2 separate regions of the Homo sapiens genome follow, and region 1 is linked to region 2. Evidence: read pairs that join two places in POLR2A ChIA-PET (ENCODE). Cell type or tissue: MCF 10A. All regions are shown on one strand.

Region 1 (2,500 bases), 82 kb after region 2:
AGTTACTATTTGCTTTATGCATATTTTTCTTGAGGCTGTTGGGAAGTGTGGGCATATCATTATGTACGTTCTTAGGCAAGGTAGAATGTAATTTATCTTTCTCTCCAAAGGGTGGGGATAGGGGAAGGGAGAGAGGGAGGAGGGGCAGGAGGAGGAGAGAGAGAGAGACACTAATCTATTCATCCATCTTGGCATCCAGTGTAACATCAGCAGATATCCCACCTTTCAAATAGCATTAGATTTTTAAAGTTTTTAATAAAATTATAAAAAAATAGATACTTGTAAAAAAGGTGCCAGTAATGTAGAAATACACAGATGTGAAAATCAAAGTAATCAAGTCTCCTGGAAGTAATCCAGTCCCACTTCAGGCATTTGCGTACATACATGCACACACAGTCTTTTTTTTTTAAAAAAAGTAAATGAGAAGCTGTCTGTTTTACTTTACAGATTTTTTAAAAAATGCCTCTTCTTTGTTAAACGAGTGCTGAGCTCCATAGAGTTTTGTATATTTCCACAGTCAATTCAGGGTCACTCTCAACAGCCTACTTAGCAAACACAGACTCTGGGATGGGATTACGGGCAGCTTCAAATCCCAGCTCCTTTCTTACCAGGCTTGTGATCTTCGACTCTTTCCTCAGTTTCCTCATCTGTAAAATGGAGGAATAAGGATAATTGTCTCATAGTGTTGTTGTGAGGAATAAATTAGACATAAAGCATGCAGTGATGTCTTTGAGAATGAAGTCTAAGTATCACACGGCTTCCCCTCTCCCCTGCAGTTCTTCAAAGTAGAACTGGGACTCACTTAAATATCTGATTCCAAATCTTCACTTTCAGGTTGCTAATATTATATTTTCTCAAGGCCATCTAGATATTTTCTGTTTCTTTTGGAGACTTATAAAGCATTTGCTATTGATTAATTTATCTTTCAGGCTTTTAACTTTCTGTTCCCCAGGCTTTGGGACACGTAGGCAGAGAAAGTACAGATAAAAGACTATGGTGGGACCTATGGACAGTGATCGAATGTGTTACTTTCTCATAAGGCAAGTTTTTACAACAATCTAAAATCATGAGTGGGCACGTGTGTATACACTCACCCACACACACCCACGCTGGGAATCTCCCTCGCATTGTTCCAGAGAGTTCCGACTTTGCTTTCAGAGGCCATGGGAGCCAGAGAGTCCTGGATGAGTCATCCTGTTTTGCTTGTTTCTCTGCAGGAACACACTGTGAATTGTACAAGGATCCCTGCGCTAACGTCAGCTGTCTGAACGGAGCCACCTGTGACAGCGACGGCCTGAATGGCACGTGCATCTGTGCACCCGGGTTTACAGGCAAGTGATTCCAGGGACTGAGTTTTCAAATTTACCACAAAGTGCCCGAGATTGCAGATGTTAAAAAAACCCAAATCCATCATGAATAAAATATTGCAAAATATAAACACCATTACAAAATGTAAGGAGGCATGGCTTGGATGAAGATCTATTTTAAAACAACCCATTGTGTGAGCCTCATTAAATGAGGCTTTTCTGAGATGGTTGTTTGGCGTCTAGACTTACAAAGACTATCATTACTGTACCTTTCCCAGGCTAGGACTATGAAACATGAGAAATGAGCCATTACATGAACACTTGAGAAAGGTGATGGGTTAATAAAAGTCAGAAGATGGAAAGAAGGAAGAGGTGTGTCTTCTGTAGATGCTGCTTTCAGCTGCCATATTTATTTTTATTGCAAGATATAAAAGTGTCAAGGGAGAGTGGGATGGGAGGCGAGATTGGCGGGGCAGGACTGGCTTCTCCAGAAATCTTGGTGGCCACTGAACACCGAACAGGAGGAGCCACTCCTAGATTGGGGGTTCCAGCCTAACTTGGGGTCCTTCTTCAAAGTCACCCCCTTATGAGCTTCAAGGACTTTGTGAATCTCAAAAACAGATGTGAAATGTGGTTTGTACGTGTATGTGCTGAGCGTAGCCTCTCAAATGTTTATCAGATTCTTTTGGAGACTTAGAAAACATTTGTTATTGATTAATTTATCTCTCAGGCTTTTAACTTTCTGTTCCCCAGGCTTTGGGACACGTAGGCAGATAAAGTACAGGTGAAAGAAACTAAACCACCGGAGACAAAATGTTCCATCCCCTGCTTTTCCAACAGAACCCAGGGATCTTGAAATGTAGAGAGTAAGACAAAGTCTATGTTTTTAGAGTTTTGCTCAACCAACAAAAGCTTAAGGGTCACTCTGGATTGCAAATTGGAAGAGGATGACATATCAAGTACCCACAGAAGAAGGTGGGCTCTGAAGCCAAAGAAAAACATATGTTATCATTGACTGGAGAGCATCTTGCTGTGTCCACCTCTCCCCTGCTAAGCCACTGTGGCCACCTCCCAAGCCCCGGAGAATTTCACAGAGCCTTGGTCCCTAAGCCATCCCAGGGGAGCCTCATCTGTGCTACTGGTGAAGGTGACAAAAGCCGAAGTGTAGGAAAAGCAACTTCTGATTTTCCTTC
Region 2 (2,500 bases):
TACATTCTGTCTCCATAGATTTATTTATTCTGGACATTTTAGAGATAAGTCCAAGTATATGATGTGTAGTTTTGTGGCTGGTGTCTTTAATTTAGCAGGTTTTCAAGGTTCATTCAGGTTATACCAGGTATAACTGCATTCCTTTTTATGCCTGAATAATATTCCATTGTATGGATGTACCACATTTTGTTTATCCCTTTATGCGCTGACAGACACTTGGAGTATTTCCATCTTTTGGCTATTGTGAATAATGCTGCCAAGACACTAAGACACTTAGCCTGATGTACTCCCTCTTCAATTTTCCTCCAGGATCATGTGCTTCTAACCTTGTCTCCCTCTTTCTGCTATATTCCCTGTCCCTCCCTGCTTCTTTCCTGGCTTCTTGTTCACAAGGATTCTCTGGCCTTCTCTATCTTAAAACCAGTCCTGCAAACAAGCAGTAATTTGGAAATTCCTTGCTGCTCCTTCCATATGTCCACTTCCTCCGCTTTCTCCTCCTCCTTTGTCTCTTCCTCCTCTCCTCCTCTTCCCTCTTGTCCTCCACTTTGATCTCCCCTTCTTTCTCTTCCACTCTCTCTTCCTCGTTACTGCAACATATTGGTCCATCTTCAACTCATAATTTTCTACCCACTCCCTCATGCTGCTTTTCTCTCTGTATCATAAGAGTGCTTCTCCAAGGTCATCAGTGGTGCCCTTCTCACTGATTTCGAGGGCTCCTTCCTCATCCTTATCCTGCTGAAGTTGATCATTTTTCAGAAGCCTTCTCACCTGGCTTCCAGAGCACTGCACTGTGCCTGCTCTCCTGAGACCTCTCCCACCCTCTTCTTCCTCCCCTCCCTCTTCAGCTGCTCTCCTCTGCCTTGGGTAGCAATGGCTCCTTCTGAGCCATCACCTCAAGGTGGATGGCTTCCAGACCCCTTCTAGCCCAGCCTTTCACCTCAGCACTTTGCCTGCACCAGGCAGCAATGTGTCTGCCGACTCCTCCTCCCCTCCTCCCCTTCCTCTTCCTCCCCCTCCTCCTCACCACCTTCCTTCCCTCTGTCCGCGCCCCCCACACCCACCCAGTCATGTTGCCGGCCTCTCTCTGCCTCCTTTTGATCCCACACTTGATTGCAGTCTGGCTTTCTCATGCATCCCTAGTTTCTATCAGTGGTGCCATCATCTCCCTCCTCACTTGGGCTGGAAGCTCGGCCATTATGCTCGCCGCCCTCATCTCAGTTATCTTTGGAGTGCCACCAAGTTTCCTTTATTTATGATGACTCTCCATCTGCCCTGGCTCTTCCTCTTCCATTACCAATGCCCTGATTCAAGCTGTTGGCATCTGCCGCCTGGGTGATTGCACCCTCCCCGCAGGCCATGCTGCCTTACTCACAGCTGCCGATGTGATACTTACGAAGCCAGGGCCTGGCTGACCGCAAAGCCCAGCTGGGCCGGGAGGCCAGATTGCCCAAGTGCAGCGCCTGCTTCCACTACTCATTTATTGTGTGAGCTTGGGGAAGTTACTTAATCTTCCTGGGTCTCAGCTGTCTATCTGTAAATTGGGCATGGGTGACGGTATTCAATGTGCCACAATCCAATGACTGTGAAGATTAAATAAGATGATATAGGTAGTGTGCTTGGAAAGTGACCTGGTGCATAGTAAGCCCTCAACAAATGTCAGCTGTTGATATTGTTGTGATTGTCAAGCCCTGCACAGAGTCCAATCACCACTTTCTTGGCCAGAGATTTGGCTTCAGCTCTTTCTGCATCTCCTGCTCAGGGGAGCCAGGTTGGAGCAAAGATCACAGGAAAGCCAGGCCTGAATGGGCCACTTCCTGCCCACTGTGTCTGGCCTCAGGGCTGGCCTTGGTTGGCCCTCACAGTCTTTTCAAATGAACTTCATCAAAAGGAAAGAAGGAACACATATGAGGAAAGAGAGGGACGTAGGGTTAGAGTCTGCAGTCCTGGGTTGAATTCCACTCACCAACTTTACTTAGCTCCTCTGAGCCCAAGTTCTCTTATCTATAAAATGGAATGATGATCTTGACCTTGTAAAAGAAAACACACACGCAAGAACACACAAATGCACACACAACACACATGTGCACTCATATACATGCATATGCAACACATGCACACACATGTATACACACATGCACATAACACATACACAAACACAAAACATGTACACACATATACAAATGTAATATACACAGAGTGCACACATGCACGCAGACATGCATACACAAACATCTATCCCCACATCCACATCCACACACACTGGCACAGAATCGGTAAGCCATCAAGGGCACTTCTTTGTAGCCTCTAAACACTAGTAAGAGGATGAAAGATGAGAAAGATTGGAGCTTTCATTCTTCTGATTTCTTCTGCAAGGGCATTGCCCACTCCCCATCCCACACCCAGTTTCGACATCCCTCTTGGAGTTCTCTCATTTCGTCCAGACCAGAACACTTGCTCCCAGGGAGAAGGGAGGAGAGACCTTAAGTGCTCCCCTGAAATG

Evidence for each region. Peaks named below come from ENCODE experiments on the same cell type or tissue, not always from the same donor. Only the 100,000 strongest peaks of a DNase experiment are listed, where the experiment ranks them.
Region 1: POLR2A ChIA-PET joins it to region 2 with 11 read pairs; 2 of 35 experiments call an interaction of 5 or more read pairs at or near these places.

The regions. Positions count from the first base shown.
Region 1 is chr2:229,406,063-229,408,562 of GRCh38, reverse strand. It overlaps DNER (delta/notch like EGF repeat containing), which reads left to right. Exons shown (of 13, transcript NM_139072.4): 10 at 1,218-1,331. It overlaps LOC124907995 (a long non-coding RNA gene), which reads right to left and starts at 1,213. Exons shown (of 2, transcript XR_007088116.1): 1 at 1,095-1,213; 2 at 231-647. LOC107985994 (a long non-coding RNA gene) reads left to right here. Exons shown (of 3, transcript XR_001739917.2): 3 at 953-1,206. RefSeq lists enhancers at 1-539, 301-1,500. In MCF 10A, no CTCF peak of the experiment used is centred here; DNase peaks (open chromatin) are centred at 2 and 1,202.
Region 2 is chr2:229,488,050-229,490,549 of GRCh38, reverse strand. All of the region lies in intron 6 of DNER (delta/notch like EGF repeat containing), which reads left to right. Among named protein-coding and RNA genes, the nearest start is that of PID1, 220 kb to the right of the region's middle. In MCF 10A, no CTCF peak of the experiment used is centred here; a DNase peak (open chromatin) is centred at 1,359.